Regions from separate parts of the Homo sapiens genome. Here all the other regions are linked to region 5. Evidence: chromatin contacts called from ENCODE Hi-C or POLR2A ChIA-PET data. All regions are on one chromosome and are shown on one strand. Each heading gives the region's core, a stretch centred on a gene start or an enhancer-like site at or near the end of the contact. The rest is flanking DNA. Distances are from core to core; before and after follow the strand shown.

What was found. Hi-C counts contacts between places; a loop is a spot of excess contacts on that map. ChIA-PET counts read pairs that join two places held with the same protein, here RNA polymerase II (POLR2A). Pooled maps may share reads with other maps.
Region 1: a map of B cell shows a loop between it and region 5 (11-fold over the local background). The contact joins the promoter of FNDC3A here to the promoter of INTS6-AS1 in region 5. A Hi-C loop is called at or near these places in 3 of 168 maps with a recorded cell type or tissue (B cell, CD8-positive, alpha-beta T cell and naive thymus-derived CD4-positive, alpha-beta T cell), 5 of 37 single-sample maps with no recorded cell type and 13 of 50 pooled maps. POLR2A ChIA-PET finds 5 or more read pairs at or near these places in 3 of 52 experiments (CD4-positive, alpha-beta T cell, OCI-LY7 and activated CD4-positive, alpha-beta T cell).
Region 2: a pooled map shows a loop between it and region 5 (20-fold over the local background). The contact joins the promoter of CDADC1 here to the promoter of INTS6-AS1 in region 5. A Hi-C loop is called at or near these places in 8 of 50 pooled maps.
Region 3: a map of ascending aorta shows a loop between it and region 5 (8-fold over the local background). The contact joins the promoter of SETDB2-PHF11 here to the promoter of INTS6-AS1 in region 5. A Hi-C loop is called at or near these places in 6 of 168 maps with a recorded cell type or tissue (CD4-positive, alpha-beta memory T cell, CD8-positive, alpha-beta T cell, ascending aorta and 2 more), 4 of 37 single-sample maps with no recorded cell type and 18 of 50 pooled maps. POLR2A ChIA-PET finds 5 or more read pairs at or near these places in 7 of 52 experiments (BJ, CD4-positive, alpha-beta T cell, CD4-positive, alpha-beta memory T cell and 4 more).
Region 4: a loop to region 5 is called in a map of naive thymus-derived CD4-positive, alpha-beta T cell, with 11 times the contacts of the local background. The contact joins the promoter of RCBTB2 here to the promoter of INTS6-AS1 in region 5. A Hi-C loop is called at or near these places in 2 of 168 maps with a recorded cell type or tissue (naive thymus-derived CD4-positive, alpha-beta T cell and transverse colon) and 8 of 50 pooled maps.

The regions. Positions count from the first base shown.
Region 1 is chr13:48,974,512-48,979,435 of GRCh38, forward strand. FNDC3A (fibronectin type III domain containing 3A) reads left to right here and starts at 1,401. Exons shown (of 26, transcript NM_001079673.2): 1 at 1,401-1,666. RefSeq lists enhancers at 606-665, 936-1,555, 1,366-1,665, 1,556-2,175, 2,336-2,435 and silencers at 1,116-1,385, 1,716-2,195.
Region 2 is chr13:49,246,047-49,251,238 of GRCh38, forward strand. It overlaps CDADC1 (cytidine and dCMP deaminase domain containing 1), which reads left to right and starts at 1,879. Exons shown (of 10, transcript NM_030911.4): 1 at 1,879-2,073; 2 at 2,825-2,919. The coding sequence starts at 1,992. LOC105370203 (a long non-coding RNA gene) reads right to left here and starts at 1,794. Exons shown (of 2, transcript NR_135318.1): 1 at 1,589-1,794. RefSeq lists enhancers at 1,740-2,302, 1,772-2,001.
Region 3 is chr13:49,440,766-49,445,905 of GRCh38, forward strand. It overlaps SETDB2-PHF11 (SETDB2-PHF11 readthrough), which reads left to right and starts at 3,509. Exons shown (of 21, transcript NR_135324.2): 1 at 3,509-4,092. It overlaps CAB39L (calcium binding protein 39 like), which reads right to left and starts at 3,299. Exons shown (of 11, transcript NM_001079670.3): 1 at 3,221-3,299. SETDB2 (SET domain bifurcated histone lysine methyltransferase 2) reads left to right here and starts at 3,509. Exons shown (of 14, transcript NM_001160308.3): 1 at 3,509-4,092. RefSeq lists enhancers at 2,677-2,746, 3,116-3,888, 3,127-3,206, 3,889-4,662 and silencers at 3,215-3,695, 3,367-3,416.
Region 4 is chr13:48,530,026-48,534,520 of GRCh38, forward strand. It overlaps RCBTB2 (RCC1 and BTB domain containing protein 2), which reads right to left and starts at 3,055. Exons shown (of 15, transcript NM_001268.4): 1 at 3,003-3,055. LOC124903174 (a long non-coding RNA gene) reads left to right here. Exons shown (of 2, transcript XR_007063795.1): 1 at 1-2,024. RefSeq lists enhancers at 1,371-1,540, 2,431-2,670 and silencers at 2,711-3,110, 3,221-3,270.
Region 5 is chr13:51,451,775-51,456,965 of GRCh38, forward strand. It overlaps INTS6-AS1 (INTS6 antisense RNA 1), which reads left to right and starts at 1,571. Exons shown (of 2, transcript NR_103812.1): 1 at 1,571-1,644; 2 at 2,229-2,942. It overlaps INTS6 (integrator complex subunit 6), which reads right to left and starts at 1,262. Exons shown (of 18, transcript NM_012141.3): 1 at 641-1,262; 2 at 204-281. The coding sequence starts at 751. RefSeq lists silencers at 288-407, 418-687, 928-1,187, 1,418-1,617, 1,708-2,027 and 2 more and an enhancer at 1,248-1,297.

The DNA.
Region 1 (4,924 bases), core at 151-2,650, 2.5 Mb before region 5:
TTCAATTATTCCAAGATCAACTTGCCAGCTGTCTCGAAGAGGGCCAAATCCAAAAGTTAAGAAAAGGAAACATCTCTCACAGGGAAAGAACTTCTGATAGTGAAGAGCAATGAAAATATCTCAAGATACCACTGCCCTATTTACAACCAGAAGAAAAGAAACCTCTCATTAGCTGGCTGTGGACATAAACATCCCATCAATCTTCACCTGGAGCCGCAGAGAAAACCAGCCGAGAAAGGAGAGAAGAATGAAAAATAAACAGTAAAGCAGAAAGAATAAGAGGAAGGATCAGAGTGGATAGAGGCAGATGAGGAGATGAAAAGCAGTGAAGGATTTTAGAAGAGGTGATGAGAACATTCCAAAGAGGGAAAAAAAGAGAGCACCAAAGTAGGGATTCTATACACCGCAGCAATCCTCTGGGACTTAAACGTATGGCCAAGATATCGGTTTGAGAGTCAGTTATCAACAAAGGATTTAATTAGCCATTGTATTCTTTAAGAATATAGAGAATAATCACATTTTAAAGAGATTTCTGTAAAACAGTTTTAAAAATACAGCTATTTTAAAAGATCGCACAATTAATACACTGAAATAAAGCCCAGACATGCAACTTGTTACATCCATCACCATTTTTGAAAGGACAGTTCCTGAGGCTGGACTCACCGGCCCAAGTACTACCCCCTCCCCAGGTCTCCGGCGGCAACTGTAAGTCAAAAGCCCTCAGGCATTATTGCAGCGTCCCACATTGTTTGAGGTTCCAGGAAGTCGCTGCTACGCTCACTTGTAAGTCTTCGTGCTGTTGTAAAAATTGAGGTCGTGGTTTTCCACGCGATTTGGCTGGCGAAGAGACCACGAAGCCACCCCCCACGTTTTCAACTGAGTAAATATCTAAATATTTTTGCTTGCTATCCAGATCCTGGGTTCGAAGTCTTTGGGATTAGAAACTTCCAAGCCCATTTCAGAGGCTTCCTAGTCCTTGGGAGGAGTGTCTTTTAAAGCACCTGCCAGCCTTAAGTTCGCGTGCTTTCGGAAAGGGGCCGACAGGGTGCGTCTCAGGGGAGCCTTTTGAAATGTGGATTGAGAATTGTGTGAGTGTCTCTAGGAACCTCCATTAACTCCACTTTTCCTGAGTGTAGCTCCGAGCCTGGCCACAGCGGATGCTACCACAAGCCAGGCGCAGCCGGGCCTCGGGAGAAAGCCGGAAGCCCGAGAGGGTGTGGGCGCTCCGGGAGCCAAACGCGGCCGCTCAGCCGCCACGCGCCGGTGGCCCCGCGGGGACTCGCGTTCCGGTGAGAGAGCCCCGGCGCGGCGGGCTCGAGGCGGGGGTTCGGGGTCCCGGCCGCGGGCTCCGTCGGCGGGGCCCGCGCAGCCGCACTCGGCGCGCCGACTTCGGGCTCCTCCTCCCGGCTCCGTAGTAAGCATGGCGGCGGCGGCGTTCGTGGTCCCTCGGGTGAAACAGAAAGCGGGAGCTACGCGGAGAGGGAGCGAAGAGCGGGGCTGAGGCGGCGGCGTCACTGCCAGGAAACAACCCCAACAGTCAGCGCGCCGGCGGCCGCGGCGGCCCTGAGAGCTGACTCTGCAGCTGAGGTAGAGAGACAACGATCAGGAACCCTAAGAAGAGGCGCCAGAGGAGCCGCCTTCTGCCTCAGAACGGCGTGACTCGGAGGTGAGAGCGCGGGCACTCCCTCCGCGAAAGGCGGGGGACACCGAGCCGTCCCAACCCCGTCCCGCCCCGGAGGAGGCGCCGCGGAAACCGTTAGGCTGGGACTGAGGGCCGGGGCACTCTCCAGGGCTCGGCCCCGTCGAGGGGCGCGGACCACCCCCTTCTGTGGGCGCGCTGTGGGCAGAGGTGCAGAGGGGCAGTGGGGCCGGGGACAGGACCGGTCTACTAGTCGGGCACCTGCCGGGGCCGAGCCTAGCCAGGACACGCTTGCGGGGGCGCGGCCGGGGGCGCCATCCAGCCCAAGAGGAGGCGGCATCTAGCCCGAGGGAGGTGGCGCTGGTGCGCGGGCGGCCCTTCTCTCTGTCCCCCGCCTCCTCCCCGCGGCGAGCCGCGTAGCTCCGGAGGGCTCGGGGGCGGGGGCGGGGGCGGGGGCTGGGGCGGAATCCTCCTGAGAGGATCGCCCAGCACCCGCGGCGCCTTCGGCTTTGGCCGCCCGGCAGCCGCCGAACTTGAACGCTTTTCTGAAGAGAGTTTTCCCCGCTCATCTTGGGGTTAAAACCTCGAAAACCCGCCCTCTGTTTGATCCTGCGTGGCTGCTTCCAGTACCTGGCAGTTCCTCTCCCCGGGCGAGTTAACCACCTGTTCAGTCGGGAGGTGGACTCGAGGCTGCAGTCCTCGCCCGGTTTTAACAACCTGGATCTTCGAACTTTTGACACGGCTTTGGAAACGACGTCATGTGTTAGGTAAAGGAAAATGAACAGATAATTTCGCTGTCAGATTGCGAGCAGAAGAGGGACTGTTTTAATGGATGTGGTCGTTAATTGTTCTTTTATTCAACTGTTAGCGTTACAAGCCTTGGGATATTTTAGAGGGTGGAATGCGATGATTTGCTGGGGGTGCTAGAGATTGTGAATTCGAGATTTTCTTTTGTGAGATTTTACGTAAGTTCCTTTGGACACCTTTGTGTCTGACCATCTATTAAATAAGAGTCGCAGGCTGATGAGATTTTTTTTTTCTTTTTGCGGTATAATCATTATGTGTTCACTATGGGTTTTTAAAACCGAACAACGTAATTATTTTGCTTCTTACTGTGGTCTGTGTTTTTTAGTTCTTGAAACCAAAGTGTGTATGCTTCTGTATTGTAGGAATGAAATAACAGTTGAACTCTTACTATAATATTTTATCACCATGCTGTTACCAGCTCCAGTACTAAACATACGCCACTCAGGAGTTTGAGCCATATGTTAGGCAGAAACGAATTGAGTTTTGTGGTTCTGATCTTATGTTTGGATAAATATTTAGTTTTTGCGTATTTACTAACTCTTGTCATCTTGTGTCACCCACAAATGTTCAAGTGAGTTGAATCCCCTGTCTTTTGGATATTTTCTTGGTTGAATTAATTTTTCTTAAGTAATGAGATGAAGTACTCACTGAGACAGATGGTGGCCCAACAGAAAACAGTGATGAAGGATTTTTACCACATCTTTTATGAAATATAACCTGAAATGTTGCTTTTAGCTTTGTAGCCTACTAATCTTGCTTTCTAATCACACCAGTTAGTGGGAAGAAGGGATGATGACAGGAGAAACATCTTGTTAAAATTTTAATATTAAATCTTATATTTAAATTTTTTAGCACTACTACATTAAATTTTACTATATTGTCTTGTTTCATTTCATAGATCATCTGTTAGTTTTCTATGTGTAGGTTAACTGGAAAATTTTTTATCCCAGGCTGGCTACCGTTAGCCACCTGTATGCTTCTGAATTAACTCCCTCTTTTTCCCTTTTGTCTGAATCCTCCAAATCATTGAATGCTCCGGAAAAATAAAATCCTGGTTAACACTGTCAAGCATAGTTATAAGGGTAATTAATTTATCCCAAATTAATAATAAGCATTAAAAAAAACATTCTAGGATTATCTTCTTTTGGTGACGTCTGTGTCTTCACTTCCTCTATCTGTGTGAGTAATTGAGACCTGATTTATTTTAACACACATGTAATGATTACTCTTTACTAGTCACATTTCTACAATATAATAGTAAGCATATTTTATTACTAATTTAAAAATTTCTCCCTCTTCCCTGACCAGCCAGACATAGCTAAGGGCTGAGACATCCTTAACCCCCCGAAAAAAAGAGGGAATGCATGATTCATATTCTCATTGTCTTTTGTAGTTTTAGGCAAAGAGCATTTAATTTATACTTTATCAATTTTTAGTAATATTTGCGCTGTTTTAAAACATTTGCATTTTTTAAGATGTTCATGACATCCAAGGCTTGTGTATTTTATAATCTGCCAGTATTTTTAAAATACAATTTGATGAAGTAACCAAAAACGTTTTTTTTTTGAAACATTGTTGGTGCATTTTTGAATGAAAATGAATCTAGATCGTGTCTTTGAGAATGGTGTAGGGATATGCACATGATTTCCAATTTTATTAGCCAGATAACTAAGTGATTAGTGTTTCTGGTTTTTTTTTGTTTGCTTTTGTTTTTTTTGTTTTGTTTTTAGCATTGCCTAGCGGACTTCAAATAAACTCACAATATTGTAATTCCGAAGGTTTAGAATATGGTGCATATTTATTCCATTGAGCCTTTTACTGCTTCAGTTTATCACATTGCAAAACAAGAAATATGGCTCCCATATGTGTGAATGTCAAAAACTACTTGTTAAAACGAAATTAGTGGCCATTAATGTTGAAAGGCAAATTTTGTACTTTTACATGTATTGTGAGCTTTTATAATTTTCTTAATATTTTGGTCTTATTTCAGATAATTATTCAGTGGTCTCTTTTTATATCTTTATTCTTACCTTTCTGTCTTCCCACTGTTGTGGTTTTGCTTGTCTTTAATATATACTTTCAAGTTTTCTGTGTAACCTGTGGTCTTCCATCAAGTTCCTTTGTGGGTGTCATCTTTCAATGTTTCCAATCACTTATCACCCATTACCAGTCCTTGGGCTATTTTTTCCTCCAAGATTGAGAACTACACCTGGGAGATGTCATGTGCTTGCAGGGTGATGCAATGTTATTAAAGTGGGGATACAAACATAGTGTGATGTCTTCCTTCCTTCAAGTAGTTTACAAATTAGTTGGGGGTACTAGACTAATAGTATCATTAGCAAAAATTATAATATGGTATTATTAAGTTGTGTGACACCAACTGGAATTTAAAGGGAAGTGAAGCCAGTGAGAGCTAGAACAATCCTGGAAGGCATTTGGAGGGAGTCAGAGGAAACTTAGAAATGATTTAGATAACAA
Region 2 (5,192 bases), core at 629-3,128, 2.2 Mb before region 5:
CTGGAGTGCAGTGGTGCAATCTTGGCTCACTGCAACCTCTGCCTCCCGGGTTCAAGTGATTCTCCTGCCTAAGCCTCCTGAGTAGGTGGGACTACAGGTACATGCCACCACGCCTGGCTAATTTTTTGTATTTTTAGTAGAGACGGGGTTTCGCCATGTTGCCCAGGCTGATCTCAAACTCCTGACCTCATGATCCGCCCGCCTTGGCCTCCCAAAGTGCTGGGATTACAGGTGTGAGCCACCATGCCTGGCCTGTTTTCAGTTTTTGACTATTAAAAATAAAGCCACCATGACATTCATGTACAGAGTTTTGTTTGAACATAAGTTTTGGTTTGTCTAGGATAAATACCCAGGAGTGTGATTGCTGGGTGATATGATAAGCATATGTGCAACTTTATAAGAAACTGTCAAACTGTTTTCTAGAGTGGTTATGCCATTTTATAGTCCTACCAGCAATGTTTGAGAGATCCGGTTGCTCTGCATCCTCACTAGCATTTAGTGCTGTCAGTACTTGTTATTTTAGCCATTTAAATAGGTGTGTAGTAGAATCTCATTGTGGTTTTAATATACATTTCCCTAATGGCCAATGACACTGAACACTGTTTTACATGTTTATTTGCCATCTGTATATCTTCTTTGGTGAAATGACTATTCAAGTCTTTGATCCATTTTCTAACTGGACTGTTTACTTACTCTGAGTTTATATGGTTCTTTATATATTCTGGATATGAGTCCTTTGTTGGATACATGCTTTGCAAATATTTTCTCCTAGTCCATGGCCTGTCTTTAAACCTTAGTGTTAATTGCCATGAAGGCACTGTCAACAAAGTCTACACTTCAGGAAAGGTGCAGAATGGAGTTCTCTGGATATAGTCAAATCACCTGAAGAGCTTTACCCTCAGAACAGGCGAACTAGAAAAAATTCTACAAGCCAAAGAAATAAATAGCAAGCTGAAAGATAGATCTGAAGAAATTAGCCAGAATGTGGCTCAGAGAAACAAAATGATGCAATATTTTAAAAATAATAATTTAGAACCTCAGAAGGTTTAACCTATGCCTAATAGGAATTCCAGGAGGAGAGTCTAGAGTAATGTTGTCCAATACAGTAGTAGCCAATAGCCACATGTCACTACTTAAAATGTAAATTAATTAAAACTAAATGAAGTTAAAAATGCAGTTCCTTGGTTGTACTGGCCACATTTCAGATGCTCAATAGCCACATGTGGCTGGTGGCTACCATATTGGACAGTGCAGATATAGAATACTACAGGAAATCCTACTGGACAGTGCTGATCTAGGTCATAAAACAAGTCTGAACAAATTTCAAAGAACTGGTATGATACAGATGTTTTGTGGAAATAAACTAGACATTAGAAATTAAAAACAAAATAACTCCTACTGCCTCCTCTCACCTTTTTCCCCATTACAATTCCACCTCTTAATGTCTTCATGTTCTTGATGAGAAGCAGAACGTCCCTACTGTGTTCCATGGCACCAAGTTCCCCAGAACCCGCCAGTCTCTGATGACAGAACATCCTGGACCGCCCAGCTCCACACCCCAACCCAAGAAGTTCTCTAAAACACTGACCATGACAGCCTGGGGTAGGTTTCCACTTTAACATTCTGACCAAAATTCTCAACTCGATGCAGTCAGAGTCTGCGCAACCTGGGACCTCGAGCCAAGAAATCCTCAAGTGACCTTACTTGGCAAAACCAACAAAACAACCAAATACAGGTCTCAAGCGATTTACAGCTCGGTGCTTAACTCGGTCACCGGCCGAGGGGCAGCCCTCTGGCGCCAAAGCCCCGCCTCTCTATGACGTCACACGAGGAGCCCTGAAGTGGCGGTCAAGCTTGAGGCGTCATCTGGCTGCGCCTAGTGGGCCGTTGCCTTACAGTTGCTGAGAGGAGGCGAGAGGCGGGGGCGCTAGGGCCGAGATCATGTCTGACTGGGAGAGGTTTCCTTGGCAGCAGAGGACGCTAGGTTTGGGATGAAAGAAGCTGGGCAGATGCAAAATCTGGAGAGCGCGAGGGCCGGGCGGTCAGTCAGCACCCAGACTGGCAGCATGACCGGTGAGTGTCCGGGACCCTGCTCCCGCCACCCTACCTTTCGCTCTGCCCTGTGCGTCTCCCGTCATTGAACTCCAGATTCCTTGTCTGAGCCTCTTTGCCTCCCCTGCTGCTTTTGGATGTCTCCTGCCCGCCCTCTGCGTGTCCCCTCCGCGGTCGCCAGGACCAATCGGCTCGGTCGCACTGGCTTTTGAAGTCTCGCTTTTTACCCCTGTTAGCTACTTCTCACAGGACCTAGAGCTGGGGCCTCTGAGGTCAAAGAGCCTGAACATTTCCAAACGGCGCTTTTGCCTTGATTTCCAAATTAACCGCACGTGACGCTTTCCTGTATTTCGACTGCTTTACCGTCGAAGGTCAGCGCATTTTTCGGGTTGTGTTCTAATCGCTTTCCTTTTAGCAACGCCCCATCACAGTCCAAAGAAAAGCTTGCACCACGACGACGTCAGATGCGAAGACTTTTCACAGCTTGCTTTGGGTTGTCCCCCTCAGCTATGTGTATTAGCTGTACCGTTTTTTCCTGCAGGGTGAGGGCTGGAGAAAGAAGGCTCAACTTTTTAAGTGGAGAAGGAGGTAGCCACGACTAAGGCTGAAGCGTCTACTGCTAAGATACCTCTGACTCTCTTGTCCCCTATCTTTTTCTGTGCCTCTTGCGAAAGCAGCTGGGCTTAGGCTGCAGCACCTAAGTGGCATTGAGATTGGCTCCCTTTTTCACCATTAGTAACAAAGTTTAAAGTGTTTGTCGTCTCTTTTGTAGGTCAGATACCAAGGCTTTCTAAAGTCAACCTTTTCACTCTGCTCAGCCTCTGGATGGAGCTCTTTCCAGCAGAAGCCCAGCGGCAAAAATCTCAGGTATAATTTGTTTCATAGTTTTTCCCCTTAGAAAAGCAGTGGTTTAAAATCTGAGTTTATTGCTCCAGTTTCTGTCATACCTAAAACCAAACTTAACAAGGCTTAAGATTTAAAAAATATCTTTATTGATTAACATGACACTTTATAATTCCCAGCCGTAATAAGTCATCTTCCATTCTAAAAATACTTTCTGAGAATACCATGTTTATCGGGTACTAATGGTATTCATATGTCAGTTCGGCTAATAAGATTATTGTCTATACCACATAATTTCCCCCAATTATATATACTGTTGGTGTTTTATCTAGGTAGTTTACTCCTCTGCCACAGAAATATATAAATTGCCTGGAGATAGAGACCATGTCTTATTTTACCTAGCATATACCCTTTAGAGTCTAGCATTATATGAGTGCTAATTGATTAATGTTGGATGGAAGTAGTCTCTTTTTGGATCTTGAAAGACAGGATCAAAACAGATTAGAAATGGGCTGTGTGCAGTGGCTCACGCCTGTAATCCTAGCACTTTGTGAGGCTGAGGTGGGTGGATCACCTGAGGTCAGGAGTTCAAAACCAGCCTGGGCAACATAGTGAAACCCCATCTCTATTAAACATACAAAAATTAGCCAGGAGTGGTGGTATCCGCCTGTAGTCCCAGTTACGCGGGAGGCTGAGGCATGAGAATCGCTTGAACGAATCGTTGGAGGTTACAGTGAGCTGAGATTGCACCACTGCACTCCAGCCTGGGTGACAGAGCAAGACTCCATCTCAAAAAAAAAATCAGAAATGTATAGTAAGAATAATCATAAAAGCCAATATATTGGAATTGGAAGTATAAACATCCTGCGTCTTTTCTTTCTCCTACCCTTGGGGCAACAAGGGGCTAGGTTCTCATTTTCCTCCATGCTTGGAATGGCATGATGCTAGGTTCTCATCATTTCTGTTTGATAATTTTGGAAGCTTAGGGTGTTGGCATTAATTTTTATAGGGGGCCACGGCCATTGGAAAATAGTATTAGGTTAAGTTGAGCATTTAAGACTTTTTTTAAAACAGAGGTAAAATGAGGGGGGTGGGGCAGAAAATTACACATGGCTTCTCACCACTCTAACAACATTACTGTTAATATTTTGGTGCTTCCAATCTTAAGCATGAGGTTTTTTATTTTTACTCTTACAAAGTTGTAGTTATATTCTGCATGTACTCGCTGAGGTTTCCAACTTGCCCATAATTCTGCTGAAAGGTTGCTTTAGATTTTCCAGAGAAAGACTATAAATCCTTAAATTCCCACAGTACTCTTAGGAGACCACCTACTCTTTTCATTTTACTGTGGATGAGGTTTTGTGCTTGGCACTGGAGACACAAAGCAGAAAAAACATGGTCTTTATTTTCTAATGAGTAGAAACACTAGGCATTTAAACAATTAAAACAGAATTGGTGGAGTGAGTACATAGTATAAGCAGAGATGTTGGCAAGACTGGGAGCCAGGCTCTATATGGGGAAGTGAAGGAAGGATTCACAGAGAAGGTCGTATTTGCACTGAGACATGAAGGATTAGTGGACTTTTGCCCAAGCCAAGGAACTCTACATGGAAAAGCTTGGAGCAATGAGAGAATTTGTGGTCCTCAGGCCAGAAAGTGAAGTTAGGTAGAGGGAAGAGACTGGAAAGGAGCTTGACAATGTAGACAGGAATCATATCATAAAAAGCATTGTATGCCTTGCAAAGGAGTTTAGATTTTATCTTATCAATATAGGAATTGCATTGAGGAATTTTAACAGGATGTGAGGATATTCGCTTCTCATAATAAAATGATATCTCTTGGTGTAGTTTCCTCCCCCAATTCCTATGTGAAGTGTTTTATAGATAGTAAAACATTATTTAAAATATTATACATCGTTATTCCATATTTCTCACCCTCATCCCCCCACTCTGGCTCTACATGTTATTAACGGCTGAGAAAGCTCTTCATTTCCTTCATTAATTTTGAAATTCCTTTATTCCTTCTACTTGTTAATAGTTTAGTATTATTTTATGAAAGTAGATTTCCAAGCTGTTAGGGATTTTATGTAGTGTTGTGTTTTTTTTGTTTTGTTTTGTTTTGTTTTCAGATAAAATTTATTTTGAAGAGCCAGATTAGAAACAAATATTTAGAGGTTTAAGACTTTTAGGCCGGGTGCAGTGGCTCATGCCTGTAATCCCAGCACTTTGGGAGGCCGAGGCAGGCAGATCACAAGGTCAAGAGATCGAGACCATCTTGGCCAACATGGTGAAACCCCGT
Region 3 (5,140 bases), core at 2,259-4,758, 2.0 Mb before region 5:
ATCGTAAACAGGACTGCATTCTTGATTTGGCTCTCTGCTCCAACATTATTGGTATAGAAACGCTACTGATTTTTGTACAGAGTTTGTATCCTGAAACTTACTGAAGTTATCAGTTCCAAGAGCCTTTGGTGGAGTCTTTAGGGTTTTCTAGGTATACAATCAGATCATCAGCCAAGAGAGATAGTCTGACTTCTTTTCCTATGTGGATGCCTTTTGTTTCTCTTGCCTGATTGCTCTGGCTAGAACTTCCTACGTATCTCATGTCTGAGCTCTTATTTCTGAATTTATGTGGTTCTTTCAAAGATTTCATCTTTTCCTTAAATTCTCTTAGCTTACTCTGAAATATTTAGATTGTCATTTTCATCTGCTTTGTGGCCACATTTTTGGGGTATGTTTTCATAATCTCGTGCAATGTTTTATGGCTTATTTTGATGATTTTCTTATAATGATTTAGTGTATATATATATATATATATATATTCCCTTTTCCCATATATTTATATAACTATATACTAAAAGGAGGTTCCCGGCTAGGTACAGTGGCTTATGCCTATAATGCTAGCACTTCGGGAAGCCAAAGCAGGAGGATCACTGGAGTCCAGGAGTTTGAGACCAGCCTGGGCAACATAGCAAGATGCCATCTCTCCAAAAAATTAGCCAGGCATGGTGGCACATATCTATAGTCCCAGCTACTCTTGAGGCTGAGGAGGGAGGTTCACTTGAGCCTGGGGGGTCAAGGCTGCAGTAAGCTGTGATCATGCCACTGTATTCCAGCCTGGGCAACATAGCGAGATCCCATCTCTAAAGAAAATAAAAAGGAGGTTCCTATGTTACACTGTATGGACATGCTGGAGTTTAAAAAAATCTATTTCCTAGTGGAATCTGGTTGTTTCCAGTTTTGGCCATTACAAATAAAATCGCTATAAATATTTGCAGAGCAGCCAATATAGGTTTTCATTTCACTTTTCATCAGAGAAGCATACAATCATCAAAGGGGAAATTAAAACCACAATGAGATACCCCATCATACCTCATATAAAGGCTAAATATTTTAACTGATAATGCCAAGTGCTGACAAGGATGAAAAACTACTGGAACTCTCTTATCTTGGTGGTAAATTTCAATCTAGAGTGGGCTTGCCAGATCATGTGATAAGGATATGATTAATTTTATAATAAACTGTCAAATTGTCTTCTAGGTGGCTGTACTATTTGCAGTCTCACCAGCAAGACTAAGGTTTCTCCTTGTTTTGCATCCTTGCCAGGAAATGTATTGTTTGTTTTGACATTCTGAGTAAGAGGTTGTGTAGTATCTCACTGTGGTTTTAATTTGCATTTTTCCAATGACGGTGGTTTTAATTTGCATTTTCCCAATGACTATTCTATACTTCTTTCATTTAACACAAAATGGTAACCACTTTCCTATGTCATTCAACAGCCTATGCCACTACTCTTTGAAAACGTTCCTTTTAAAAGGCTGAAAAATATAATGATGGGATGTGTCATAATTTATAAAACCATTCTTCTACCATTAGATATTTGTTATTTCCAATTTTTCACAAGAACAAAATTACACTGTGATTATAAAGCTTTGATTCTATCTCTATTTCCTTACAAGTTTCTTAGAAAAGGTCAAAAGGTATATGAACTTTTGTTTCTCCATGCATTTTGACAAGCCAACTGGAAGATACAAGTCAAGTGGAAGATACAAGCATGGAATCAAGTAATTAAGAAAAATGATTCTCAGGCCAGGTGCCGTGGCTCACACCTGTAATCCCAGCACTTTGGGAGGTGGAGGCGGGCAGATCATCTAAAGTCAGGAGTTCAAGACCAGCCTGGCCAACATGGTGAAACCCCATCTCTACTAAAAATACAAAAATTAGCTGGGCGTGATGGCCGGTGTCTGTAGTCCCAGCTACTCAGGAGGCTGAGGCAGGAGAATCGCTTGAACCACGGAGGCAGAGTTGCAGTGAGCCGAGATTGCACCATTGCACTCCAGCATAGGCGACAAGAGACTCCATCTCAAAAAAAAAAAAAAAAAAAAAAAAAAAAAAAACATCAATTATTTTGCTGTTTGTTTTGTTTTTTGGTATTCCTGATGCGAGATGTCTTTATCATGTATTGTTGATTAGGTTGTTCATCAGTTAATCTTGAATAACTGAAATCTAAGCTGAAGGCAATAATACATCGGCTTTCTTTTCATGCAAGTCAAACTGCTAAAATCTACCACAAAATATTAGCCTTTCATCAGCTTGGTCTTCAGATCCAATACATTTTCCCCTCAAATGAAAGACAATGCAATGCCATCCACAACAATGCTAAAAAAAAAAAAAAAAAAGGAGGAGGGAAACAAGGTTAAGTCCTGTCTTCTTCCTCCTACCCCAAAAAGAGCTCAGAAATTAAGGTGCTTTCCCTAACAAAGCCTCCTCCTGCTCCATGAAGTGACCAAGCATGTCATGGCAGACCCAGAGATTTATAATCTTCAACATATCGTTATCGGGGAAATCAAGATTTGACAAAATTCTTCCTTCACGCCCCGTTTCTGCAAGACCACCACTTTCTAGCTTAAAATAAAGAAAAAAAAAAGACAGCTGCAGGAATGCTTGGCTGCCCGCTAATGTACAATTTTGCCCAAACGCAGAACTTGACGCCCACTATTACCAAAGGATGGCCTTAGTAAAGTAACCCCCGCGAAGAGCAAACTGTTTAGCAGCCGCTCCCTCGAAAAGGACGGAAGAGGAGGTCTCTTCTGAACCTGAGGATAGTAGAGAGGCACTCCCCTTCCACTACTAGCTTTGCTCCTTTCTCAATCAGGCAGTTCATCAGCTAGCCTCCTTTGTCAAAGGGGGTTGATGGTCAGAATCTTTGCGAGACAAAAATTACTAAAAGAGCTCCCAGGAACCAATGTTAAGGCATCAAAGGCCCCGCCCAGCCCCCACAATGATCAACAAACCAAAACCTGGGATCCCTACTATTACCACCACCACAACCATCACCACCACCACCACCACCATTCCTCGCTCTCTCTAGCCAGGGATGAGACTCAGGCCCAGGAAACCCATCCTTTCCGCAAGTAGGAAGGCGCTGGGTCTCCTCCCTTAGGCCTCTCCTTTACCCCATTGTTCTCTCCGGACCCCTCCACTACGGCCAGGCGCTATGTATGTTTTCAACCCCCAAGAAGCCCAGTCCCAGCCACACACAAGATGGCAGCCTCACACCTACCGGAGGAAACAGCTGCGCCACCACTCCAGTGATGCCGGCCTCTCGACTACGAGTAACTCCATTGGCTCAGCTACAGTGCGCGAGACAAGCCGAGAGCGCTAGCAGTCAATCGGGAGGCGGCGCGCTCGGGCGCCACTGCGGTGCCAGCGGTAAGTGCGCCGAGTCTCTGAGGCGTGAACCAGTGGGGAGTGCGACCAATCAATGGGCTCCTGGCTGGGTGGTGGGACGGCCGGCGTCCGACTCCTCCCATGTAGTGATCGGTTTAGGTAGGTCGGCCTGGTCCCCGGCGGAGGTTACGCCTTCCCTCATCCCCGGTAGAGGCAGGGCGGGACTGTTGTGGTTGAGATGAAGGCTAGTAAATGGTGAAGTACTTCCCGGCCAGAGGGCACCTGCGCTCGGGAGGTTTGGGCGGCTTGGCGTCGGAGGAGAGCCCCACCCGCGGAGGAACCCAGCCTTGCCAACGGAGCTGGCGGAGCTCACTCCTCAGGTCAGGCGGGCGGCGTAGAAAACGCAGCGGAGCCAGGTGAAACCAAGGCACCGCCGTGGCTGGCCCCCGACAGTTCCTCTAGCCGGGAGGTTGGAGGAGCTGAAAACGCCGCGGAGCCCTCGGCCGCCCGAGCAGGGGCTGGACCCCAGCCCTTGCAGCCTCCCTTCTCCTGGCACCCAAGTGCAGTCCTGGCTGCAGAAGGGGCCGCGGGCGCACTGAGTTTCCAACCTCCATTTCAGCCTGTCTGTCTCAGGGTGCAGCCTTAATGAGAGGTGATTCCTAAGCTGCTGGGAACCTGAGGTTGTCAAAGGGGCGGCAGGAAATGGACAGCAGTATAAAACCCAGAAGCAGAACTTGAAGGTTAAACCACTAGCCCATTTCACAGGTAAGATTACACGAGCCCTTAAATACAGCAAGTTCAGTCATTCATCCAAGATCATGGAGTTCAGATTAGATAGTAACACTTCTGACTCGCTATCAGCCACAGCCCAATAAGTAATTAAGTAAGGAAAGATATGTAATTAACTGTGCTCTTTGGCATGTGGAAACCTGCAGTGAGCTCTGTAAATACTAACACATGAGGCCAAGGAGAGGAGTAAATTTGAAGAGGTCAAATGGAGTAACCAAAGCATAGGCTCTGAAACCATGCTGCCTGGTTCCTTATTTCGTGTCTGCCACTTACGGTATGGCATTCCTTAGCTTCCTCATCAGCAAACGAGCTGCTAATTTAACCCACATGACTGTTAGGGGGATTAAATAAGAACACGTGAAGTAGTTAGAAGCGTGACTAACCCGTGGTTCTTAAGCGTGACTTAACCCGTGGTTCTGTCGTTACAATTAAAACGTAAGGAGCCGAGAGGAAATGGTAAACGTGTTTTTAAAGCCTGTTTTAGAAACGAAAAGGAACCATACATTGAAGCAAAGCAGACTGGCTTAATTATTTTTCTACCAAAATGAAAAAGTGAGAAGGGGAAAAAAGTTTTTTAAGCCCATTTACTCTCTGAAATATTAACACCAGTTGTCTCTGGATGATGGGATGGTGTTTAAATTTTCTCCTTTATGCTTTATTGTATTTTGCAGATTTTCTCCAGGAAACATGTTTTACTTGTGCACGTTCAGTTTTCAAATTTTCAGGTGTGAACGCTGGTGAGAGCTGCTTAAAAACAAAGCTATGGGCCGGGCGCGGTGGCTCACACCTGTAATCCCCACACTTTGGGAGGCTGAGGCGGGCGGATCACCTGAGGTCAGGAGTTCAAGACCAGCCTGGCCAACGTGGTGAAACCCCGTCTCCACTAAAAACACAAAAATTAGCCGGGCGTGTGGTGGCGGGCCCCTGTAATCCCAGCTTCTCGGGAGGCTGAGGCAGGAGAATCGCTTGAACCCGGGAGGCAGAGGCTGCAGTGAGCCGAGATCACGCCACTGCACCCTTCTCA
Region 4 (4,495 bases), core at 1,805-4,304, 2.9 Mb before region 5:
AACTACAGGTGTGTGCCACCATGCCTGGCTCATTTTTTTTTTGTTCGTTTTTCTGTAGAGACAGAGTTTTGCCATGTTGTCCCGGCTGGTCTCTAACTCCTGGGCTCAAGAACATTTGACTGCCTTGGTCTCCCCCAAAGCGCTGGGATTACAGGTGAGCCACCGCGCCCGGCCTGATTTGTAGTAATTTAAATCCAAGTAAACCTCAACAGTAGCAGTATCTTGGGGCATTTAAATTTTACTTTAACCAACTGATAAAACCAAACTTGAATATGACAATTTCATAGGGCATAAGCAAATTCCATGGACTCCTTACATTTATGGTCCTAGATTAATAATATTTTGGTGTTTGAACAGAGTATTTGTAATCTATGTAAGTAAAGGACATGAGGGGAAACACACTTTACTTTCTAAAATTATTCCTCTCCATCACCCTCTTTCTCTAAGCCTTCTTTAATTATGGATTGAAATTTAGTTAGGTCTATCTGGTTCATTCAGATACCTGTAAGAGAGGTCATTTATAGCATAACATCACACCAGGTGATTTAAGCTCCTCTCCTACACAGTTTCAAATACAGAAAAGCAATGACCATTCTTAGAAAAGATCTTCACTAGTCATCCACAGTCAGAGGGACATTTAGAAGCAATTGCAAAAACTGTGGAGACAACGTACAGTTTTTCTCAGCACAATTTACATAGATGTCTGGCTAGCTCTTCCTTGTAAAAGTCCAGTGTCTTCATTTGATGTGCTAAGTTAAACTGTAAACTCCTGAATAATTTGAACTCTTATTTAGGAAAAAAATGTTTTTTCACCTATATACTATAAAAAATGGTGACGTTTATCACAAGGGTCATGCCGTGGGCTCCCATAAAAGACATTGTAGAGCACGATAAAGAACGTTTTCTCCCAGAAGAACATTTATTTCTAAAACCCAGTTCCCCATGTTAAACATCACCTTTGGTTTATCCTTCAGACTCACCGTACCCATGATGTTTAAAATTGCAACCCACACCTGCACTCCCAATTCCCTTTCTCTGTTCTCCTTTTTCATTTTTTCATAGCATTTGTACTTTTCTAACCTAATATACAAATATGTTTTTTATCATTCTTTGCTAGAATGTAAGCTCCAGAGGGAAGGGATCTTTGTCTCTTTTGTTCATTGATGCATCCCAAGCATCAAGGACAGGACGTGATAGAAAATCAATTTTTGTTGAATAAATGAATGAATCTAGGTTGAGTTCAGTAAAAAAATATCTCTGGAGTAAGTTAGTTTCCAATTTTATTTCTACAATTAACAAATACCTTCTGAGCTTCAATTATGGTGGAGATAGATTGATCATACCCTTACAAATATATAATATCAGATGGTGATTAAGTGCTACAAAGCCGAACCAGCAGTACAAGAGTTTGGAGAGCCAGACATTTTAGGTGAGGTAGTCACCTCTCTGAAATGATGGCAATTGTTTCAAGACTTAAATAAAGTTCTGTGCCATGCAGATTTGCGAAGAGTGGGAAAGTGAGCATTGAGCATACTGGAAATACCAAACGCAGACGCCCTGGGATGAGGGTCCGCTTGGCGAGCCCAGCAAGAGCAATAAGGCCTGAGTGGTGGAAGTGGGGTATGCAAGAACGTATCATTCTTGTTGCTTTTACCTGCTGCTTAATAACACGCATGTACTGTCTAGCAGGAAATAAAGAGATTACGTTTCACCTAGAATACTCATTCTCTGAGCCTAAGTGGCTCTTCTATTCCAGCCCCCAAATATCTGTATCAGCACATCATATAAGATTACAAAGCACAGAGTAATGACATTGTTAGAAACTCTTCACAGTAGCCCCAGGAGTCACGAAACTGACTTAACTAAGACCCACTGTCTAGTAAGGTGTAAAACCCAGCAGGAACGCAATACTAGGAAGGTGCAAAGCCAGGAGGCTCAATAAACGTTAAACAGTGTCTGGGGGAAAGAGCAACGATCCAGAGCACTGTTTGTGAACTCAACCACTTTTATTCAGCTCTGACAAGGTAAGTCGCCAAGCGCGGTACAAAGTAGCTCCATGAAATGCGTTTTGTTATAGTCCTGGTCTCGAACTGTTGCAACATTTTATGTAATTTTTGCAAAGAACAAAAGCAAAAAGTTCATTCTAAATTAGCCTTCCAACTCAGTTCTTTCTCCGCCAAGACGGAGCACTTGGAAAGTTTTCAATGTCTGAAAACCTCTATTTCCAGGGCTGAGCAGAGCACTATGTTGCGGCTTAAGACGCTCGGCGATTTCTTCCCATCCCTCCGCAGTTCCAAAACGGCTTCGCCTAACAAAGTCAAACTTTTCGCGCTATTCCTGGACATCAGGACCAAATGTCGAAAGCATATACTGCCACTGAGTTAGTGAGCCGGGCCGGTGCCCGGGACCTGGGGTACTAGATTTATGGGACGGGAGCCTAGGGGTCGAGGCCACAGAAATGAAAACATCGGCAACATATGCAGTGCAGCGAGTGGGTTAGGAGGGAGAAACTTCAGGCAGGACGCTCCCTCGGGACCTGTGACGCCCCCCCAGCCACACCAGACGTGGGAGCTTAGGATGAGAGCGGCCTCCGAGCAGATGATCACCCTGGAACGACGCCAAACGCGACCCCTACCAGAGGACTCGCGCATGCGCAGCGCAGCCTGGGCCGGCGGCCTGGGCAGGATGTAGTCGCGAGCAGCGCACCGGGCCCACGCCAGCGGAATTGCGCATGCGCAGGGCCGCCTCTGCCTGCGGCCTGGGCTGGGTGTAGCCCCGGAACCTAGCTCTTAACTCCCGCCAGCAGTTTTACGCATGCGCGACGACGCCTAGGCCTGTGGCACGGTCGCGGCTCTAGTCCCCTGGGCCCCTCAGCTGTCTCTGGCGGGGAGGTCGGGCCGCAGGGGCGGGGAGGGGTGGCCTGCCCCAGTGGTACCTGACAGCATCCCACGTCACGGCCGCGATCCCCCTCGGCCTCCCACACCACTCCTCCACCCTCTTACCTCCTCGCAGGCCGGAGCCTTGTCCGCTCCGCCTCCTGGGTAGCGGTTACTGCACGGTCAGGGGCCCGGCGCCGCGATGAGTTGGCGCCTCCCCCTGAAACGGCCCGGCCTCGGCGGGATGCGCTCGGGTGCCCGGCCGAGACGGAAACGAAGGGAGCGCAGACAAGAGGAGGGGGCTGGCGACGGCGTCTCGCCCCTCCTCTCCTCCCTAGGCTGCCCACCGCCGCCCCTCCCCTTTCTCGCAGACGCCCCCTCCCCTCGGAGTTGACCCCCGGGAGTCTCCCATTGGGGCCGCCTCCGCTTTTCCAGGGAGTTCCTCCGTGGGTCACCCCCACCTTCTCCAGGGTTATGTTCTCGCAAATTTTGGGAATTTGTGGATACCCGACCTAGAAGGATAAGGCGTGTATGATGCTGAGAGCAACCTTTTCCACAGCCCCTCTCCTCCAGCCTGCCCCAGCTTTTCTTCTATTGCTGGCCCCTCTATCTGGGGGCTCCGATCACTTCACGTTTTCACCCCATTGCTGTGGGGCGGAAGTCTTGTAGCCCCCTGTAGTACAAATGCTGAAATAATGAGGATGTGTGCTGGGGGGTTCAGGGGGATGACCTCAGTTACCTTGGGGCCAAGGGCTTCGAAAACAGCCACCTTCTCCCCTTATGATTATATTTTGCAGTAATTTATTATATTACACTGCACTTCTGTTGGCCTTTGTAGATTTAAGTAAAATGCACCACAACTTTGCAGTGTGCAATAATTTCTTCCACTGCACTACACTTAAATTGACCTGAGTGGGTTTTGGTTAAATGCTCAACAATTAAATGTTATTAGCTATTCCTGTGAAGTAAGCTACTTGCTTTTATACTGGCTGTTTCATGAGGACACTGGTTCCTCTACAGTGTAGAGCCAAAAGTAGTAAAGCCAAAGAGAAAAACTAACATTCCAAACCACAGTGACCGTGTCAGTCTGTTTCGTCTGGCTTTTGTCATTTCTTCGGAAAAACATCATTCTAAAATGTATAACTGCCTTTCTGCTACATAGGGCAGACATTTATCTCTATTCTCTGAGCATAGCCCACTGAGCCTCAGAAGGAGGCACGCAAAATGGTACACAGGTATTTCTTGTAGAGCTCTAAATGGAAGAAAAAGTAAGTATACATTAACAGGAAGTTGCAGCGATAGTGCAGAGAGGCATCGTGTGCCTGCCCCAAGTTTCTCCACTGGTTACATCTTATCAATGAAAGAAATTTATGAGTTAAACAGGTTTGCTCTCAGAAAAAGCTCACTTCAGTGATGATAGCTGGCATTTTTTTTTTAAGCACCTATTGTGTGCCAAGAGGTTTATCTTATTTGGAGCTCACAATAATCCTGTAAGGCAAGGATTATCCTTACTTTACAGATAAGGCAACTCAGGCCCCAAGAGATTAAGTTTCTTTCATCAGCAACCATGGCAAGATCTGTTTGCCTTGCGCACTTGGTCTTTTACGCATTATGGACAG
Region 5 (5,191 bases), core at 321-2,820:
GGTGGCCCCGCGACTCCGCGCCGCGCTAGGACGCTGCCGAGCGGGGGAGGGGGTGGGAGCCCGCAGGGAAGAGACCTCAGCGGCTGGGAGCGCAGCGGGTGGGGGAGGGGAGCATAATGAAGGGTGAATGGGGGGGCGGGGAGGGCGAGCGAGGAAGGAACAGGGAAGGGAAGGGAGGAAAGGGGGAGGGCGAGGGCTGTTACCTTGATAGCATAGGGCGGCTCTTCGAAAGTGACCAGCATATACCTGTCTCCTCTGCTGGCAGGGTCCCGGGCACGGAGCTGCGGGACGGGAGGAGGAACAGGGCGGGCGACAGGGAAGCACAGAGGCGAGGTTACGAGGCGGAGAAGGGGCGCCCAGCGGCCCCGCCGCCCCCACAGTACCGCACACGCAGCGGCCACCCCTCCACGCCGTCCCCCACACACAGATCGCTCCCCACACACCGCCCGGGGCCGGAGCCCGGGCCCCGGCCGAACCCGGCTCGCAGCGCCCGCCCGCCCGCGCGGTGGGGGAGGGGGTCCCCGAGCCCGGCAGCTCCCGCAGTCAGGTCCCCGACACCCCCGCCCCGGCCGCCCTCCCCCACCCTGCCGCCCGCGGGCCGCCGGGCCGGGGTCGCCGCCCGGGCTCGGTCAGTCGGTACCTTCATGAAGGTCTCTACCGCGCCTTTGGCCGTGTCCAGGTAGGTGGTGCCCAGATGGCTGCGCTGGTTCATAGAGGCAGACGTGTCTATCAGGAACAGTAAGATGGGCATAGTGCTGGCCGGGGACACCGGGGCCCGAGGTGGTGGAGAAAGAGGAGATGGTAGAGGTGGAGGCGCCGGTGGCGGCGACCGCCGCTACGCGGGGCGGGGGAGCACGGCCCCCGGGAGGAAAACACTGTCTGGGTCTTTCCTCCGGCTGCGGGGAGTTTCTCCCCCGATAGTTGAGAGGAAACTCCCCAGACCCAGTGCTCCCCGTCGTACCCCCGCCTCCGCCTCCTCCTGCCTGCCTGCCCGCTGGGGCGGGCGCCCAGCCGTCTGTCTGTCGGTTCGTCCCCCCCGCCTCGGGGGTCCCGTCCCCGCTCCCGGCCCCTGTGTGTGTCCCAGCGGGAGACGGGCCTGGCTCCCCACCCCACCCCCGGTACAGGAGTGGGGACCTGGGAGCTGGCGAAGAGGGGAGTGGGCTGAGGGAAGATTGGCCCTGGGGCTGTTGGGAGAAGTTTCAGGGACTCCCTCCGCACCCCGGCGGTGTCACCACTTTCTCAGCCCCTCTCGCTACTGAAGCGCTTTTCTCTCTCACACTCCGGTTTTAACTCGGGCAGGGGCTGCGGAGGCTCCGCCCCTGACACGTCCCCGAGCCACGTGATACACCGCCTCGCCGTTCTACTGGTCAGGCCCTATCCTTTCATTAGCATATTTAAACAGCTCAGGGGCGGGGGAAGCTTGTAGGCCGGCTCCGGGGACAGTTATTGAGCACGCGCAGAGGCGGGGCGTCGGGTGCGCGCGAGCGGGCGGGCGGGCCGACCCGGAGGCGGGCTTCGGGAAGGGGCGGGGCCGGACTGCGGAAGGACCGCGAGGTGGGGGCGGGGGCCGCGTCCGCGCGCGCGGGGCGGCCGCGGCGGTGAGCCTGCGCGTCAGGGCCGCCGGCCTCTCCTTGGCTGTTGGAGGTGATAGGGGTCGAGGGGAGGGAAAAAGGGGCTGGCGTCAGCCGCCCCTGTGAGGTGGCCGTAGCGTGGACGAGTAAGAAGGGTTGAGTAAAGTGGACAAACACCTGGTTAGGAGAAGAGGGCAGGCCCGCAGCCGCCCTCCGGAGGAGGACTCGGGGCCTCGCGGGCGCCGGAGGAGGTTCCTGGGCCTCGGAGGGCCGCCCCGGCGCGCCGCCCCGGCGCGAGCGGGCGCGGGCGGGGGAGGGGAAGTGAGAGGTTGTTTATGACCGGGGACTAATCTCCTCCGCGAGTCCCAGCGCTCCCTCTGGGGAGTGCGGTTGAGGGGCTGTCCTCGCACGGAGCCTCGCTCGGCCTCGGGGGAGCCACGAGAGGTGGGAGTTGGACCCGCAGCGGGCCAGGAGCCCTGTCATTGGAGGACCCGCCAAAAAGGAAGCAAACCCTCTTTTTCTTTATCCAACCCCAAATAGCTAGGGCCTAGGGGGAAGACTCACATATCGATAAATGGTTTGTTGCCCGTTTTATTCTCTGGGAAATACAACTGATCTTACCAAAGAAATAACCTGTCTCTTGCCGTGTTTACTTAGAGCCATAGAATACCTGTTTCAGAGCTGAAGGGGACCTGAGCCCATGATAATCCATTACCTCGTGAGAAAGCGGAAAAACTGACTTCAGCTTGCCCAGATGGCGCAGAGAATGGGTTTCCCGTAACCCCGCCTGTGTCTTTCCTTCAGCCTCGTCCCAAATGCCGTGGGAGGGAAGGCACTCTCTGTCAAGCTGCTGTCACCTTACCTGAAGTAAGGAGTCCACGCCTGCATGTCCGAGGAAAACAGTTTTCTCAAACACATTAGTTGAAAAACTGAAGACGCTGCCTAAAATACAAGCTGAGTTAGAGACAGCCCTTGTAAGACTAGGTAGGTATTTACAGGGCCTCTCCCACTAGCTTTGTTTTTCCAGAGTTTGTTCTTTATCCGGAAATTCTTAATTTGCCTACTGATCATTTAAAGAAAGGGTTCTATTAACATTGACACAGAAGAGACACTTTGTGGCACTTTTTAAAAATCTGAGTCTCGTGACTTGGTATAACTTCTGAAACTTACTGTTAATTTATAGCAGAGCTATTTGAGTAATATGCTCTTCTATGAGTATGAACAATAGAAGAAGTGTGATTTTTAAAGTGATTTGGACTACAAAATAAGAGCATGGAATATAGGCTTTACAGCCAGTACTTGCTGAGGATGTACTGTGTATTAGGTGTGGTGCATATAAAAAATAAATAAAATGTGGTCCCTGTCTTCAAAGAGCTTATGTTTTCTAGGAAAATGCTACATATTACTAGCTACTCCAAGGCAGAAAGTTGTTAGACACCAAATCAGAAAAAATAAAAATGTATTACCTTGGGGTGATGCAGGAACATTTTCCAAGGTTTCAGCTTTGCCTTAGTGTTTCTTAAACGGATCATAGATCTGAAGATAAGAATCAGAGTTCTATGGCAAAATACGAGTTATTTTACCAGTTATAAAGATGAAATTTGTCTTTCAACTTGATCATTTGCATAATTTTATACAATTGCTCTTTAGTTCTTTATATTTGTGCTTTTCAAACTGGTCTGTGGACCCCAGCCTACTGAAAACATTCTCTAGGATCATAAGAATTTATTTTAGGAGTCTGTTCATTATTCAGTTTTAAGAAACACTGTCTTAAAGGACTGGTAGGATTTGGATATGGGTAAAGGAAGGGGAAGCTGCTAGTGAAAAGATCTTCCCGACATTGAAAATGTGAAGAAAGGAAGTTAAGACAGCATTGCTGAGGGCTTCCTGAGGAACAGTGAAGTTCAGCTAGGTTGGAGCAACAGGTGCATGTAGAATAGTACAAGATCTAGAAACACAGGTGAGATCTAGACAGTAGAGGGCCTTTATTCCAATCTATGGAGGTTTTTTTTCCCCTATAAATTGGAGATTTATTTTTCAATTGCGTTGCTAAGTAGAAGCAATGTTTGAAAGAAATCAAACTAGACTACTGAAGATTAACATGCGTTCACAATGACCTTACCTATTATTACAGTTATTCGAAATCATTTTTCAGTGGAGCCATTGTCACAGGATCCTTGGAGTGTCACTTTTCCAGCTGGAAAAATGGCACCTCTGCCCGAATTTTGGTCGGGCTCATTCTGCCCACCAGTCCCAGCAGGCTGCACTCTGCTCATACTACGGCCTGGATCCCACACCTGCCAAGTGCAAGCCAGGTGCGGAGCAGCGAGGGGTGTGTGAGCGAGCAAGCATGGGGTCCGGCCACTGTATACAGCCCGGCATGCCAGCTGCAGGAGGGCGGGCAGCTCTAGGGGCTGGCCCCTTGCAAGGCTGTGGCTGGTCCAGGTGTACTGCAAGCAGCTTCCACAGCTGGCACCAGGGAATGCAGTGGCACCTGGAAGCTTGGAGATGCCAGGAGCTGCAGAGCCCCAAAGAGGTTGTCACAGGGAGCTCCTAGGTCTAGGCTTCCTAAAGGGCCACAGCTCTTCTCTCCTCTCTTCCCCCTTCTCTTTCCTTTCTTCTTCTCTTCTTCTCTCTTCTCTTGTTGTGTTGCCCACAACATGGCAAGCAAGGGGCATATTTCAGCCCGTTTGTGTTACAGCTCTTTCAGCCATGCCATTTGGCAGGTCCCGAGTTATTGTCCCACATCCAGGAAGAATGAGGTATGTGGACAAGTGGAGGGTGAGCAAGGCAAAGAGGTGCTTTGTTGAGTGACAGAACAGCTCAGAGGAGACCTGAGGGCAATGAGTAGCTTCTTTCTGCAGGCAGGTCATCCCAATAAGTGTCCAGCTCTCAGCAGAGAGGAGACCCACAATGGGTAGTTCCTCTCAGCAGGCAGGTGGTCCTGTCATCTGCTCAGCTCTCCACAGAGGAGACCCACAGTGTCCATAGACCCACAGTGGGTAGCTCCTGTCTGCAAGCAGGTCATCTCATTGTCTGCCCAAGTCTGGTTCACTCCAGGGTTTTTATGGGCTTCTGAGAGGAAGAAGTGTGTGCTGATTGGTCCATGGCGCAGCCATGGGCAGGCCTGGAGAAAGCACCATAAGTTCTCACTCCGTTGCATGGAACTGGCAGCCTGACCCCTGGCGTTACCGGGGACCCACCCCTTTCCGCCCAGGAGCCTGTGTGGATCCTGCTGCCATTAACCTGCCATCCACAGTGCCCATGGCGCCCAGGTTGTTCATGCTAAGTGGTACCTACAGGCCTTCACTGAGATGTCCTTATTCCCGCCTCGGCCTGCCTCCCTCCTGTGCTCATCAGCACCCAAAGTCCAGAGGGGACTGAGGCAGCATGGGGCTTGCGTGTCAATGCTGCCCCAAGCACGTGCACACCTGGTCGGGTCGTGACAGCACCCAGGCTTAGTCACAACTTTGCTCTGAAATCAGAGCGGGTGCTGGGAGCGGGGAGAGGCCAGGCAGTGGGAGCAGGCACTTCCAAGCCTGCGGGAGCAGGGAGCTTCCTGGTCCCCTGAGAGTGGGTCTTCTCTCTGTGGAGAGCTGAGAAGATGACGGGATGACTTG